Regions from separate parts of the Homo sapiens genome. Here all the other regions are linked to region 2. The links are chromatin contacts, found by Hi-C or POLR2A ChIA-PET in ENCODE. All regions are on one chromosome and are shown on one strand. Each heading gives the region's core, a stretch centred on a gene start or an enhancer-like site at or near the end of the contact. The rest is flanking DNA. Distances are from core to core; before and after follow the strand shown.

What was found. A loop is a pair of places that touch in the nucleus more often than their neighbours do. ChIA-PET counts read pairs that join two places held with the same protein, here RNA polymerase II (POLR2A). Pooled maps may share reads with other maps.
Region 1: a map with no recorded cell type shows a loop between it and region 2 (6-fold over the local background). The contact joins the enhancer-like site here to the promoter of LYPD3 in region 2. A Hi-C loop is called at or near these places in 1 of 37 single-sample maps with no recorded cell type and 5 of 50 pooled maps. POLR2A ChIA-PET finds 5 or more read pairs at or near these places in 1 of 52 experiments (WTC11).
Region 3: a pooled map shows a loop between it and region 2 (7-fold over the local background). The contact joins the promoter of BCL3 here to the promoter of LYPD3 in region 2. A Hi-C loop is called at or near these places in 8 of 50 pooled maps. POLR2A ChIA-PET finds 5 or more read pairs at or near these places in 2 of 52 experiments (B cell and WTC11).
Region 4: a loop to region 2 is called in a pooled map, with 5 times the contacts of the local background. The contact joins the promoter of LIPE-AS1 here to the promoter of LYPD3 in region 2. A Hi-C loop is called at or near these places in 1 of 37 single-sample maps with no recorded cell type and 4 of 50 pooled maps. POLR2A ChIA-PET finds 5 or more read pairs at or near these places in 2 of 52 experiments (Caco-2 and Panc1).

What each region holds. Positions count from the first base shown.
Region 1 is chr19:42,417,326-42,421,339 of GRCh38, forward strand. All of the region lies in intron 1 of LIPE (lipase E, hormone sensitive type), which reads right to left. All of the region lies in intron 1 of LIPE-AS1 (LIPE antisense RNA 1), which reads left to right. Among named protein-coding and RNA genes, the nearest start is that of LIPE, 8.1 kb to the right of the region's middle. Within about 2 kb of position 2,167, at least 3 of the 41 ENCODE cell types and tissues checked have a DNase peak (open chromatin) inside an H3K27ac peak, as active enhancers do.
Region 2 is chr19:43,463,418-43,467,391 of GRCh38, forward strand. It overlaps LYPD3 (LY6/PLAUR domain containing 3), which reads right to left and starts at 2,191. Exons shown (of 5, transcript NM_014400.3): 1 at 2,076-2,191; 2 at 908-1,039; 3 at 182-352. The coding sequence starts at 2,154. RefSeq lists a silencer at 10-169 and an enhancer at 412-943.
Region 3 is chr19:44,746,430-44,750,134 of GRCh38, forward strand. BCL3 (BCL3 transcription coactivator) reads left to right here and starts at 2,279. Exons shown (of 9, transcript NM_005178.5): 1 at 2,279-2,617. The coding sequence starts at 2,362. RefSeq lists silencers at 848-1,327, 1,388-1,517, 1,928-2,517.
Region 4 is chr19:42,395,756-42,399,612 of GRCh38, forward strand. It overlaps LIPE-AS1 (LIPE antisense RNA 1), which reads left to right and starts at 1,393. Exons shown (of 3, transcript NR_073180.1): 1 at 1,393-1,469. It overlaps LOC101930071 (a long non-coding RNA gene), which reads left to right and starts at 1,373. Exons shown (of 2, transcript NR_126041.1): 1 at 1,373-1,469. RefSeq lists enhancers at 920-1,059, 1,080-1,239, 1,094-1,777, 1,778-2,461.

The DNA.
Region 1 (4,014 bases), core at 917-3,416, 1.0 Mb before region 2:
CATACCTCACTGCAGCCTTGAACTTCTGGGCTCAAGTGATCCTCCTACTTCAGCCTCCTGAGTAGTGGGGACTACAGATGGGCACCACTATGCCTGGTTCATTTTTTTTTTTCCAGGTTTTTAGAGACAGAGTCTTGCTATATTGCCTAGGCTGGTTTTGAATTCCAGGCCTCAAGAGATCCTCCTGCCTTGGCCTCTTGAGTAGCTGGGAGAGTCACTGCATCTGGCTAATTTTTTGTGTTTTTTAAGAGACAGGGCTGTGTTGCCTAGCCTGGTCTTGAACACTGGACCTCAAGTGATCATCCTGCCTCAGCCTCTTGAATAGCTGGGATTACAGGCATGTGCCACCATGCCCAGCTCTAAGTCTTATTAAATAATAAAAAATAGAAATACATTTAGAAATACATTTTGTAGGCTGGGTGCAGTGGCTCATACTTATAATCGCAGCACTTTGGGAGGCCAAGGCAGGAAGATAGCTTGAGGCCAGTTTGAGATCAACCTGGGTAACATAGTGAGACCCTCCCCCTCTACAAAAAATAAATAAAAAAATAAAAAAACAGAAATACATTTGATAGCAGGAACAATGGCAACAAAGGATTTAGACTATGACATAGACTTGGCTGATAGAGCACCAGCAGGCTTTGACAGGACTGACCCCCATTTTTTTTTTTTTTTGAGACAAGTTTCGCTCTTGTTGCCCAGGCTGGAGTGCAATGGTGCGATCTCAGCTCACCGCAACCTCCGCCTCCCAGGTTCAAGTGATTCTCCTACCTCAGCCTCCTGAGTAGCTGGGACTACAGGTGCCTGCCACCGCGCCTGGTTAATTTTAGTATTTTTAGTAGAGACGGGGTTTTACCATGTTGGCCAGGCTGGCCTCAAACTCCTGACCTTGGGTGATTTGCCCACCTCGGCCTCCCAAAGTGCTGGGATTATAGGTGTGAGCCACCGTGCCTGGCCTGACCCCAATTTTGAAAGTTCTACTGTGGACCAAATGCTATCAAACAGCATCACATGTTACAGAGAACAGTTTTGTGAGTGAATCGAAGCAGAAAAGTTCATTGTTACCTTATTTTAAGAAACTGCCACAGCCACTTTCTACAACCACCACCCTCGTGAGTCAGCAGCCACCACCACTGGGGCAAGACCCTCCACCAGCAAAAAGATGAGGATTTGCTGAAGGCTCAGATGATCATTAGCATAGTATGGGGCCAGGCGTGGTAGCTCATGCTTGTAATCCTGGCACTTTGGGAGGTCAAAGCAGGAGGCTCACTTGAGGCTAGGAGTTCGAGACTAGCCTGGGCAACATAGTGAGATTCCGTCTCTACAGAAAAAAAAAAATTAAAATATGTACATGGTATTTTTAGACATATGCTGTTGTACACTTTAATAGACTACAGGATAGTGTAAACATAACTTTTCTATGCACTGGGAAACCAACAAATTTGTGTGACTCACTTTATCAAGTGGTCTGGAATTGAACCCCAAATATCTCTGAGACATGCCTGAATTTATATTGTTTGCTCTCTGATTCCCTCACTAGATTGTAAACTCCCTGAGGGCAGGGACTTTTGCCTTTTTTATTCAGCCTTTGGACAGTGCCTGGTGCACTGCCGCCCCTTGGTAAAGTGGTAGCATCCATGCCGGTAGGGATCTTTTAAGATGAGGAGTGGGGGCCGGGCGCCGTGGCTCACACCTGTAATCCCACCACTTTGGGAGGCTGAGGCCGGTGGATCACCTGAGATCGGGAGTTCGAGACCAGCCTGGCCAACATGGAGAAACCCTGTCTCTACTAAAAATACAAAATTAGCCGGGCATGGTGGCGCGTGCCTGTAGTCCCAGCTACTCGGGAGGCTGAGGCAGGAGAATCGCTTGAACCTGGGAGGCAGAGGTTGCGGTGAGCCAAGATCACACCATTGCACTCCAGCCTCGGCAACAAGACAGAAACTCTGTCTCAAAAAAATTAAAATAAAATAAATAAAAAGATGAGGAGAGGGGACATTTCCAACAAAACAAGTGACTGCACAAAGGAGTGGGGAAGGGGCTGGACCCAGGCCCTAGGGACTCCAGAGCTCTGCCCTTTGTCCTGTTCCAGGCGGCTCCCCGAGGACTGGGCTGGGTGGAGCTGGCAGGAAGGGATGCTGAGGTTGCCAGCAACTCGCCAGGAATCCCTGGCAGAGGGCACTGGGGCAGGGGTAGGCCCACTGGGGCCGTGGGTAAGGACTAGGGGAGAGGTAGGGCAGAGGGGATTTGGCTTTGGGTGGTGTCCCACTGACTGGGCACTGGACCTTTCTTTGCCCTGAAGAGTTTCTGGACAGCTGAATCCGACTCCTGGGGACTGAGCAGGGGTAAGGAGGGCGGTGGGGAAGGAAGTGGGGTGGGGGTGGATGGGGGATGGAGGAAGGGCCAGGTGTGGGGCCTGGGAGGAAGCAAAGGCTTCTGAAGCCAGGAAGCCTGGAATCAGATGCAGGTGGGGACAATGAGTGGCTGGATCCCCGAGAGTGTGTGCATAAAAGAGCAAACGTTGCACCAACAGCCTCTGCGTGCCTGGTCTCTTTCTCTGTGCGTGTGTGTGTTTAATTTAAAAATAGGGATCGAGTCTAGCTGTGTTGCCTAGACTGGTCTCGAACTCCTGTGCTCAAGCAATCCTCCTGCCTTGGTCTCCCAAAGTGCTGGGATTTCTTTTCTTTTTTTTTTTTTTTTCATTCTCAAAGGAGGTGATGAGATTTCTTTATGTGTTTTATGTGAAGTGACTCATGTCGCCTGCCCCACAACCTATGAGGGAGAGACCATTATCATCCCTTTTGGCAGATGACAAAATTGAGGCACAGAAAGGTGACATAACCCCCGGGGTCACACGGCCAGCAGGGGGCAGCTCCAGGGCAGAGCTGCTGATCTCTGCTGTGTTTCTGTGTGCTGCTCCCTCTGTCTGTGCTTCAAAGTATATGCTTTCTGGTCGGGTGTGAGTGTGTCTGGGGTTCACGTGTACATATGTACCTCTGCAGGTATGTGTCATGGCTGGCGTGTGTCCTGGCCTGTGTCCGTCGGCACTGGTACATTTGAAGGTATGAATGTTTGTATGCCTGTGAATGTATCTGTGTCTCTGTTTCTCTTGGCCTGTGAGCTTGTGTGGGCGTGTTTGTTTATGTATGAATGGATATACATGCTTGTGCGTGTCTTGGTCTCTGTGTGTGTGTTGAGAACAAACCTCTCCCCATTTGCTCAAGCTGGAACCCAGGATGTCATCCTGGCCACCTCCCCACCCCCCAACTCCCATGCAATCCATCCCCTAGTCCTGCCCACTATGCCTACTAAAGGCCTCTGGAACCTGGCCCTTCTCCCCACCTCCACTGCCTCCTCCCTGGTCCAGGCGGTAGCATCATTACCTGGGTGACTATGACAGATCTTTATATATTTCTGATTTTGTTCTCTTTGATTTGTTGTCCACATAGCAGCCACAGGATCTTTTTAGCACACAAATCTGTTCACACACTTCCAACCCTTCAACACCCCCTCCCTTGCTTTCAGGATAAAGCCCCCAATCCTGCACATGGCCTCCCAAGCCAGGTACCATCCTCCTCTCTCTCTCTCTTTTTGAGACAAAGTCTCATTGTTGCCCAGGCTGGAGTAGAGTGGTGCGATCACAGCTCACTGCAGCCTCAACCTCCTGGGCTCAATTGATCCTCCCACCTCAGCCTCCCAAGTAGCTGGGACTACAGGTACACCCCACCATGCCCGGCTAATGTTTGTGTTTTTGGTAGAGACGGGGTCTCGCTATGTTGCCCACGCTGGCCTCAAACTCCTGGACTCAAGGGGTCCTCCCACCTTGGCCTCCCAAAGTGCCAGGATTACAGGTGTGAGCCGCTGTACCCAGCTACCATCCTCCTCTCTTAAACTGCCTGCCCTGTTTCCTCTTCCTCTTCCTCCTGGCCCTGGCTGAGCTCCCTCTGCACTGTAACTCAGTGTTTCCTCAAGCCTCGGGTCTTTCTCCATACTGTCCTCTCTGTTCCCCTGCCT
Region 2 (3,974 bases), core at 941-3,440:
CGCGCAACCTCGCGGCGCCTACAGCCAGAAAGTCCCTCCTGCTGCCTCTTGGCCCCGCCCCAGAGTGTGACCCCACCCCCAGCCCAGGTCGAGTACTCCCGCCTCTGCCACGGCTCCACCTCTATCTTGGCAGGCCCGAATGTGGCTCCGCCCCCGCAGCTACGGCCCGGCCCCCACGGACCTGCCGGGTCGAGCGCCCGCGAGGTGAGGTTGAGCTTGGCGTTGCAGCGATCCTGAGCGCATTGCTGCAGCTGGATGAACGCCAGAAGCCCGTGAAGATCCAGGCCGCGGTCATTCTTGCCGGGGAGTCCCGAACCGCAACCCCGCACTGCCAGCGAGAATTGTCCGTGGACTAGGGAGAGGGACAAGGGCGGGATTAGCTGTGGGCGTGGTCTCAGATGGGGCGTGGCCCAGAGTTGGGTAGGGTCTGGGAGGGGCGGGGCCTCAAATAGGCCAACACCACAGGACCGACAGGCAGGAATTGGCGGATGGACGCCCCCAAAGAGCCGCTCAGAGCGGAAAGAACGACCGAAGCAGGGAGGAGCGGGGTCACGGAACGGGGGCGGAACCTCAAAGAGCTGAGTCGGAGGAGACAGCCTGGTTGACAGGCAGGGATGGGGAGGTCTCATTGGTGGAGCAGAAAAAGTGCATAGGACGTGACCTCGTTCCAAACCCGAGCTCTCCCCGTCCGCCCCACCCAGTTCTCAACTCTCTGCTCCTCGCGCTTGTAATTGTTAATAGAGAAGGCCTGGCCTGCAAGGCTGTGTCGTAGGGTCCCGGCCAGGCTGAAAGGGAGGGGTGGGGCCGCGTTAAAGGGGCGTGGCCAGATCCAGAAAGGACTATAAGGAGGCGGGGCTGGGCCGGAGGAGCCTGCAGTGGTGTGCGTGGCCCGGGGGTCCCCACTCACTGGTCTCCACCGCCCCCACGGCCTCGGTGCAGACGTCCACGCCCGGCGCGCACTTCACTGTCTTCATCTTGTTCGGGGAGCATCCGTCATCTGCTTTCTGCACGCAGCTGTAGCACTCCAGGGCCTGCGCTCCTGGGGGAGCGGAGCCGAATAGACCTGAGCCCTCCTTGCTAAAGCGTCCACCCCCAAGGAGAAATAGTCCTTCCCATGCCCTCTGTCCCGGGATTAGACAGTCTTATTGCACACACTTTTCCAGGGCAGGAGTAGGGAAAAGCTTTCCACAAATCTGGAAGCACGGGAATCACTGGACCCTTTTCCTTCACACCCACTATGCCAACTGTGGGCACATCCTTCCGACAGCCCTGTATGCCCACTGTAGGCGATCCCCGCCATGAAGCCCCTCATCCCGGGGTAGGAAGGATACCTCCTCACGGTTTTCTGCTCAGAATGAGAGAACTTTTCCCACAGTGTGTGGGAGAACTTTTCCCACAGTAGACTGTGCTCAGTGAGGGATCCCTTCCCACAGCCCCCTTCTGCTCAAATGAGAGAACACTACCCACAGCTTCTCTGCCCAGGACAGGGAACACTTTTTTCTTTTTTTCTTTTTTTCTTTTTTTTTTTTTTGAGACGGAGTCTCGCTCTGTCGCCAGGCTGGAGTGCAGTGGCGCAATCTCGGCTCACTGCAACCTCCCCTCCTGGATTCAAACGATTCTCCTGCCTCAGCCTCCCGAGTAGCTGGGACTACAGGCTCGCGCTACCGCGCCCAGCTAATTTTTGTATTTTTAGTAGAGACAGGGTTTCACCATGTTGGCCAGGCTGGTCTCGATCGTTTGACCTCATGATCCGCCTGCCTCGGCCTCCCAAAGTGCTGAGATTACAGGCATGAACCACCGCGCCCGGCCTAGGAACAGGGGACTTCTTTCTGCAGCTTCAGGATAGGAAAATTTTGCCCACAGCTCCCCTTGTCCGTGGTGGGGAACCCTTCCTACGGCCCATGGTGGAGGACCCTTCCCTCTGCCTCCCTTGCTTAGGATGGGGGAACTTTGCCCACAGTGCCCTCTGCTTATGTGGGGATCCTTCCCACAGCCTTCTCTGTACGGGGCCAGAGGAGCCTCCTCCCTAAGAGCCCCCACTCTACCCCCTCCACCTCTCCGGGCAGCAGACCCACCTCCGCGAAGCAGCAGCAGCAGCAGCCAGCCTGCAGTCCAGATCATGGCCTGGGCACCTGCTTTCCTGGCGGGGTCCATGGCTCCGTCCTGCTCCCTTGGCGTCCCCCCTGGATGTGCCGCCTCCGAGCTCGGGCCCTCTTACCTGAGCCCAGGATGAGTAACCTCGCCCCAGGCAACCCCAGCCTTGCCCAACCGGGCCAACTCAGCGTCGGCTGTGGGGCGGGGCCCCGCCCCTAGGCGCGTCATCCAAGGGAGAGCGGTCCCTGCCCTGTGAAGTTGCCAAGGAGGGAAAGGGTGGGAGCTGAGGTTCCCTGACAGCTCGCGGGAGAAAGTCTGTGTGTGTTTGGAGTGGGAGAGTAGTGGGGCTTAAAGACAGGCTGGGGCTACTCGACATTCAGTGTTCGGTAACTGTTAAATGAGCATCTACAGTGTGCCCGGCTTTGGTCTAGGTAATGCTGGAGATGAAGACAGAACCAGTGCCTGTCCTGGCAGAGCTCACAGTCTGATGGGGGAGACAGATGCTAATCAAATAATCGTACAAATTGGTGTTTACCAAAGAGACTAAGACACTGAAGGAAAAAGTGTAGTGATACAAGGAGATGTGCAGTCTAGAAGTGGGGGCTGGTCGGTGAGGGCTTCCTTGAGGTTATCTGAGATGCAACCTCAAGGGCATGCAGGATGTAGCCAGCTAGAGCAGGTCAAGAGAGGGACACAGCCCTTTACAAGCAGAGGGAACAGCACGTGGGAGCACCTGGAGGTAGGAGGTAGGATGGACCATTCAAACATGGAAAGGAGAGCAGTGCTCCTGAGCTCAGAAGTCCATGAGAGAAGGGCAGGAACTGAGATGAAAGAGTCAGGCAGAGGCCGAGACACTCAGGGCATCAGAGGCCCCGACAAGAGATTTGGATTAATTTTGAGAATAGTAGAGAACCTTTAAGAGGGTCTAAATGAGCTGGAGGACATAATAGATTTGCTTCCTAATATGATCAACCTGAGAAATAGTGCAGCTAGCCATCAAGAAGTAAATGGAGGCCGGGCGCGGTGGCTCATGCCTGTAATCCCAGCAATTTGGGAGGCCGAGCTGGGTGGATCACTTGAGATCAGGAGTTTGAGACCAGCCTGGGCAACATGGCGAAACCTCATCTCTATTAAAAAAAAATAATAAATTTAAAAAAATTAGCCAGGTGCAGTGGCGTGCACCTGCTGTCCCAGCTACTCGGAAGGGTAGGGCAGGAGAATCACTTGAGCCCAGGAGGTGGAGGTTGCAGTGAGCTGAGATCACGCCACTGCACTCCAGCCTGGGCAACAGAGTGAGACCCTGTCTCAAAAAAAAAAATTTAAAAATTTAAAAATTAAAAAAAAGTAAATGGATCTGAGAGTAGGATATATGATTTTAAAAAAGGAAAAAGAAAAAGAAGTGAATGGCAAAAGAGAGTGGTTGGTTCGGCCAATGGAATACTACACAGCAATAGAAAAGATCCAACACCTGATATATGCAGCAACATATCTCAAAAACTTTGTGTTGGGGCCAGGCACAGTGGCTCACACCTGTAATCCCAGCACTTTGAGACACCAAGGTGGGAGGATCACTTGAACCCAGGGGTTTTGAGACCAGGCTGTGCAACATAGTGAGATCCCATCTCATTTTATTTTAAAAAAAGAAAAAACTTGGTGTTGAGTTTAGAAAGCCTTAAACAAACAAACAAAACATACTGTGTAACTGAATATATATGAAGTTTCAGAACAGACAAAACTAACCAGTGGTGATAGAAATCAGAACACATGTTACCTTTGGGAGGGCATGGCCCCAGAAGGAGCAACAGGGAGGAGCCCCCACGATCTTCATCTAGGTGACAGCTGCATGTGTGTACAGATACGTTGAGAATCACTGACTCAGG
Region 3 (3,705 bases), core at 1,029-3,528, 1.3 Mb after region 2:
CTCCATCAGACCCTTACCTCCTCCAACAGACCCTGTCCTCCTCCTTCAGATCCTCTCCCCCTCCTCCCACTAAACCATCTACTTCTCTCTCAGACCTATCTTCCTTCTTCAGATCCTCCTCCTTCTGACCCTTTTATCCCTCTTCCAACCTCAGAGAACCATCAGCACCCTCTCTTCCAGCAGCACCGTCTCTCCCAGCCCTTCGAAGCTCCCACCGGACCCATCACATCTTCTCCCCTCTACAGTCCTGCTAGGTTGGAACCACTGCACCAGCTGCCCTGGGATGCCAGGAGTGGGACAGGCTTGGGTGTCCTTCCCACCCTACCTCTGAGGGTCCCCACCCTAAGCCTCGCCCCTCCAAACCTCAGCTTTCCTTTCTGTGCATTGGGATAGTGCTCCACACCCCTCTCCTGTGTCTGAGGGTCCCCAGGGGTGGGGTTGGATGGGCAGGGAACACAGCCCCCAGCCTGTCCAACCGAATTCCTCCCCTCTTCCCTTGCTGTGGCCCCCACAACACCAGCAGGCAGGGGTTGCCATTGGTCCCATTTTCCAGAAGAACAAACTGAGTCTCAAGGCAGGGGATGGCTTGTCTGAGGTCCCACCGGGAGCAAGGGGTGGAGGTGGAATTAACACAGGTCTGTGCTCGGGATGTTTCGCCATGAAGGGGGATAAGGGAGATCCAGAGAGAGGTCGAAAGGAAGGGAAGGGGTGAGGCCTCTCCACACAGCCACTTCTCACATCCTGGGTTAACGATCCACTCGGGTGGGGCCCGAGTCCGGCCAAAGTCCCTTCCCGGGGCCCCAATACCCACTTTCAAGGTCCCAGGGGACACAGAGACAGCAACAGAGATGGGGAGACAGAGACAGAGGGCGGGGCAGGAGACAACCAGAGGGAGGTCAGGCAAGTTTCGAAGACAGAAGGAGACCGGGGGAGAGAACCAGAGAGACGCCGCGTGCCCCCTGGGCAAGTCCGGGGTGCAGCCCCCATGCCCCGCCCCCTGTGTCCCCAAAGCCTCCCTCTCCGCCTCCTGTGACTCAGTGACCCGGACTCAACCCCAGCGGCTGCCCCGCCCCCAGGGAAATCCGGGAAAGCCCCGGACCTTCGGGGCCCCACCCCGGGGCGGGGAGAGGGAGAGGAGGGGAGGAGACGGGGAAGAGTCCCGCCTCCCTCCTCCCTCCCTCCCATCTCCAGCCTGAGTCATGCCCCCAACCCGCCTAGCCTGTTCCCCACCCATCAACCCCTCCTCGAGGTGGGAGGGGAAGTCGGGGGGAAGCCAAACTGCTCCCCGCTCCTGCAGCACCGGCCTCGGTCGCGCTGACTCTGGCCTGGTGTCCGTGTCTCTTGCTATCTCTCTTTCTCTCAAGATCTCTGCGCCTGTCTCCATGTCTCTTTCTCTCTGTGCACCTAGGATTTTCCGAGCACCCACCCCGGTGCCCCGCGGGCCCCGGCTGGGGGCAGGGCCCCCAACGAGTGCAGAGACACAATCAGTGGAGCGCTCCCCACCCTCACCCCACCCCCAGCCCCTTTAGACCCACAGCTGATGAGGCACGTGGAGTGGCAGAGATGGAAGAGGGGAGGGAGAGGAATCGTTCCTGGCCGCCTGCCGAGTGCCAGTCCCTGCCCCGGGTGCGTCTCTTCACTCCCACTAAGGAGGAAACGGCTCAGAGAGGGGAAGTGTTTGGCCAAGGTCACCCAGCGAGTAAGTGGGAACCGAGATTCCAAACCCCGTCCCAGAGATGCCAAGGCCTCCTGAGAGACAGAGAAGCAGACAGCAACTGAGAGGCAGAGAGATGGTGACAGACACAAAGAGACAAAAGAGAGAGACAGAGACGGAACAGAGCACACAGAGACAAACGCGGGGTTGCGGAGAGAAACACCTACTCAGACAGGAGAACCAGAGAGACAGTTACAGACTCAGAGATAGAGATGTTGAGAGATAGGGCCAGAAAGACAAAAACAGAGGCAGAGAGAGCGGCCCTTGGCAGCAGGGGTGGGGACACCCCCCCACCCCCCGACCCCGCCTCCTCTCCCCCCACCCCTCCTTTCCTCTCCCTCCCCCGCCGAGGCCTGGCTGCCCCAGGCGCCGCGGGCCGGGAGGGGGCAAGCGGGGCGCGGCGCGGGCGGGGCGCAGGGCAGGCTGCACCTCAGAGCGGCGGGAGCAGCGGCGGGTCCAGGAAACCCCTGGGGCGTACGGGTGGCCCCGGGGGGGCCGGGGGCGGGGAGGCGGGCGGCCGGCACCGCCCCGGCCGACAAAAGTCCCTTCAGTTCAGCCGGCTGCAGGGGAAGTCCCGGCGCCCGGCGAAACCACCCTCCCGTGCAGCCGAGCCCAGCCGCTCTCCGGCCGCCGTCCCCGGCGGCCCCATGCCCCGATGCCCCGCGGGGGCCATGGACGAGGGGCCCGTGGACCTGCGCACCCGGCCCAAGGCCGCCGGACTCCCGGGCGCCGCGCTGCCGCTCCGCAAGCGCCCGCTGCGCGCGCCCTCCCCGGAGCCCGCCGCTCCCCGCGGCGCTGCGGGCCTTGTCGTCCCCCTGGACCCTCTGCGCGGCGGCTGCGACCTGCCGGCGGTCCCCGGGCCCCCCCACGGCCTGGCCCGGCCGGAGGCGCTTTACTACCCCGGTGAGTGGCCCCCGAGGGTCCGGGCCGGGTGGGATCCACACAGAGCATAGGGTCACCAGAGCCAGGAGGCAGAGCTTGAGGCACAAACCGGTGTCTCTCCAGGGACCTGGGGGACAAGAGGATATAAGCCCAGGTTCCAAGGATATAGATATGAGATCATCGGGGAGCCAGTAAGCTGTGCCTTGGGATCTGGGGATTTGGGGACCCTGGGGGGCAAAGCCCAGGGGCTGAGTGACGTGGGGGGGGGGGGGCCAGGGACAATGCCCAGTGGTACAAATATGGGGGTGTCAGGGAATCAGGGCACAGAGCCTGGTATCCTAGGGGCAAGAAAGTACAAGCTCTTAAGCCAGATGTGTAGCGTTATGAGGAAGCTGAGCTGGGCTGGAGAAACTGGGGTTCCCTGTATCCTGATATTATTAGAATCAAAGGGAGTCAGGGTAACAGAGACTGGGGTTCTAAGGAGACAGATACTGAGGATCTCAGGATGTCACAATCTCAGGAACCAAGATATCTGGAGACATGGGCATTATGAAAACAGAGATGGGGTTCTGAGCACCCCAATATCTGGGATCACAAGGATCCAAGGAAATGAACCAGAGCTCCAGGGACCCAGATACCAGGGGGTCTTGAGGACCCAGGAGAACAGAGACCCGGGTTTCTGGGTACTCAGTTATGTGGGGCCACAAGTGATCAGGGTCCTATTTGAGGTCAAGATCAGGTGGGCAGAAGGGATCAGGGGACTGAGGATCCTAAGATTGGGTAATTCTGAGACTTTGGGTAATTTAGAGGCAGGATGAAAATTTCAGGGGTCTCCAGACAGAAAGCCTCAAGGCCTCAAGGCCTGGTATTGGAGATACGAGGACCTGGAAACTTGGGAGTTCAAGAACAGAGGGCCCACAAGGATCAGCAGATGACGAAGACCACACACTCTTCTCTCCATCCTATCTCCATCCCTGATCTCAAGAAGGGGTGTCCTCTACCACAGCTGTGGCCACGTCACCATCCCCAATTGACCCCCAAAGCTGCAGAGAGCCGTTCTACAGAGCCCCAAAACTTTAGGTAGTTTCTGCACCCTCCACCCCATCAGC
Region 4 (3,857 bases), core at 143-2,642, 1.1 Mb before region 2:
GATCAAAGAACAGAGGCCATGGGGGAAAGGTCCCTTCCAGGCGAAGGAGACCGCCATGAATCATGTTCTTATCACCTCCTAATAGGCTCATGATGCAAGTGCACCTCCTAATCACTATTTTCGACCCCAACCAGGCTCACGCCCACAGTCAGAAGGGTTGGACAAGCTTAGTATCGTGGATTCACGGGAGAAAATATCTGGGAGACCCCATCCTTGGACCTGCTTTCCCCAGGACCCAGGAGTCCGGGTCCCCAGCTCTCCAGTTCCCCAGCCCCAGGAGTCCCAGCTCTCAGCCCCTCTCCTTTTGTTTGTTGCCTGCGTTTTCTTTTTTCTCTCTGGGCCTGTAACTCTTTGTTTATCTCCATCTATGTTTTGTGTCTCTCTTGTATCTTTACATCTGTATCTGGATTCTCCCTCACTAGGCCTCAATTTTCTCACTTGTAAACTGGGGATAATACTACTAATAATAATCCAATCTCTCAGAGCTGTGGCGAGGAAGACATGAGATAATTATGTAAAATGCTCAGCACAGAACCAGGCCACAGTAAACTCAGTACAAGAGAGCTCTGTTATTATTACTGTTTTATTTTTGCCATCTCCCCTTTGGTATCTCTATTTTTCTCTTAGTCTCACGTGAGTCTCCAGTCTCCTCTAGCTCTGGGTTCCTTTTGCAGACAGCACCTGCCTCTGACTTCCCTTTTCGGGATGAGGAAAGGGCATATCCAGGCCAGAGCTTCCCCTGAGCCTCTTCCTTCTCCCTCTCCATTACAAGCTCCGCCTCATTACCCAGAACACTTGCCTGGGGGTAAGGCCTGGCTCCCTTCCCATAAATAGCCTCATAAAATCCTGAACCCCAAACCTGTCATCCCTGGGCGGGCGAGTGACTCAAGATCCCGGAGTTCCCGCTCCTAGACACCAAACCTTCAGGTTTCCAGCCCCCTCCTCCCTCTGACCCAGGAGTCCGGGCCCCTAGTCCCTCCTTCCTCGGGTCCCAGACTTCTCCTCCTTCAGAACCAAGGAGTCTGAACTCTCAAATCCCCAACCTTCCTCAAGACCCAAGGATCGGGTCAGCAAACAGCCTAGGTATGTGGGGCCAGAAACTCCATTCACGACCATTCTGCGACCGTCTACGCCCAGGGCTCCCACCCCGACTCAGTCCCTCCGGAGGCGGGTCCGACACGCGAGGCGCTTCTTTGGAGTCTGGCGGCGAAAGCTATCCATGACGTCAGTCACTATCTTCCAGCCAATGGACACTCGGCCTTCTACCTCCCTGGGCCACTCAGGACCCTTTGCCTGGTAGGCGGGGCCCACAGCCCAACTCGGGCAGCGATAGGCTTTCGGAGACGCCAGTCTCTGCCAGGCCCAGTCAGTCGGCCAATAGACCCGGAACCTGAGGGATCGGAATCCTGGTCCACTCCGCAGAGGCCCGAGCGGGCTCGCGAGGGAACGGGTTCTCCGAGTCTGGCCGGGTAAGCCCTTTCCAGCACGCCTAGTATTAGGATTCTGCACATAGCTCGGGTGGAAAACCGTGAGGCTTAGTGAGGCTTGAGGCGGAGGGGGGAGGAGCTCAGTCCCGGCGAACCCATCTTGCTTTCTTGGAGAAACTGAGACCGGGATACTGGATCTGTTATTCATCCATCCGTTCCTCCCACCCTAAGCCTGATTCTCGTCTGCTCCTGCCTTCCTGTTCCTTCATCCGTTCTGCCCTTCCTGCCCTCAATTCTCTCACTCACGGATTCCCTCGTCTAGCCACTCACTCACACACTCTCCCACCTATTAGTTAGACAAACATTTCCTGAGGCTTCTGGTGTGCCAAGCCTCGTGCTGGGCGATGCTGGTGACCAAGATGAGTCAGGCCTGGGCCGTGCCCTCAAGGAGCCCGGGTCAGATGGGAGGATGGACGTTGATGGGCATGGGTGTGCGGAGACGGTGGGAGCCCAGGAGAGACTTTTTTGAGTTTGGCGTGGTCGGGAAAGGGTTTCCAGGGGAGGGGCCATTGGAGCTGGATCTTGGAGGAGCAGAAGGTGCCAGGCAAAGTGGAGATGCCAGGCAAAATGGGTGTGGGGAGGGTGTTTCAGCGTGACCAAAGACAGGGAGGCATGCAGGAGCAGTACTGCGTGCAGGTGCCTAAGCGGAAGGCCAGTCAAGTCTGTATGGCCAGCAGGGGAACTGTAAGGCTGGAGGAGGCCGAAGAGATGAGCAGAGGCCAGGCTGAGGAGCTTGGACTTTGTCCTGAGGGTGAGGGGGTAGTGGAGAGCCATGGAAGGGTTGAGAGTAGTGGAGGACAAGGTCATAGTTGGTCCAGAACTGGAGGAATGAGACTGGAAGCCAGTAGCCCAGGAGGTGGCTCTGGCAGGGATTCAGGTAGGAGAGAGTGGAGCCTGGATCAGGGAAGAGGCCGAGGGGATAAGATAGAGATTCAGGAGGCAAGGCTTGGTGCTGTGGCTCGTGTCTGTAATCCCAGCACTTTGGAAAGTTGAGGCGGGAAGATCACTTGAGCCAAGGAGTTCAAGACCAGCCTGGGCAACATAGTGACAGCCTCATCTCTACAAAAAATTAGCCAGGTGTGGCCAGGCGCGGTGACTCACTCCTGTAGTCCCAGCACTTTGGGAGGCCGAGGCGGGTGGATCACGAGGTCAGGAGTTCAAGACCAGCCTGGCCAAGATGGTGAAACCCTGTCTTTACTAAAAATGCAAAAAATTAGACAGGCTTGGTGGTGGGCACCTGTAATCCCAGCTACTCGGGAGGCTAAGGCAGAAAATTGCTTGAACCCAGGACGGGGAGGTTGCAGTGAGCTGAGATCGCGCCACTGCACCCCAGCCTGGGCCACAGAGTGAGACTCAAAATAAAAAAAAAAAAAAGAAAAATTAGCCAGGTGTGGTGGTGCATGCCTATGGTCCAAGCTACTGAGGAGGCTGAAGCAGGAGGATCACTTGAGCCCGGGAAGTCGAGGCTGCAGTGAGCCAAGATGGTGCCACTGCACTCCAACCTGCACAAGAGTGAGACCTTATCTCAAAAAAAAAAAAAAAAAAAAAGAAAGAAAGAAAAATAAATAAGGAGATTCAGGAGGCAGAGAGAACAGAAAGTGGGGATTGATGGGCTATGGGACAAGGGGTTGTCCAGCATGAGACCCAGAGCTCTAGTCTGGAGGACAGTGGAGCCATCTCTGAGGTGGGGACAGGAAAAGAGGAGCAGGTTGATGGGTAGTGACTGTTTTGACAGAGGTGACCAAGGGGTTCTATGAGTTGGACAAGGAGAGTGGTGACTCAGGCCAGTGGATCTGGACCTTCAGGAAGAGTTCTGGGCTACAGCTCCCTGCCCCAGCACAGGCCCTGACTCAGAAGTCACTTGCTGGGTGAACGAGGACCTCTGAGCTGAGGATCCCTTGCTTCGCACCCCGTGAGGAAACGGCTTTCTTGTTTCTGCATCTTCAGTCTCTCCCACTCCTCCAGCATTCAAACATGTCCATCATCTCTAAACACATGTGCCCTGTATCAGGCTCTCTTGTGGCGCCCACTGGCTCAATCCCTTACCTTCCACTCCCTCTTCAACCCACTATGTCTGGCTGCCTAACGGCCATGACCCTGCAGTGGCTCTGGACAAGGTCACTGAGGTCACCTGCTCATTGCTGACACCTGAGGGTAACATTTCAATCCTCATCTGACCTGGTCCACTCCCTGAAACTCCCTTCACCCTACATCCTCCTTCCTGGGCAGCTTCCTCCCTCTCTGGCTGCTCCTTAGAACCCGCCAGCCTTGCCTTCCACTGCCCACCCCCGCCCACCCCTTTACTAGGGGTGTGATCCTCAGGGCTGTCTCTGTCCTGGCCCTCTTGTTGCTTGTCCCACCTGCCCAGGC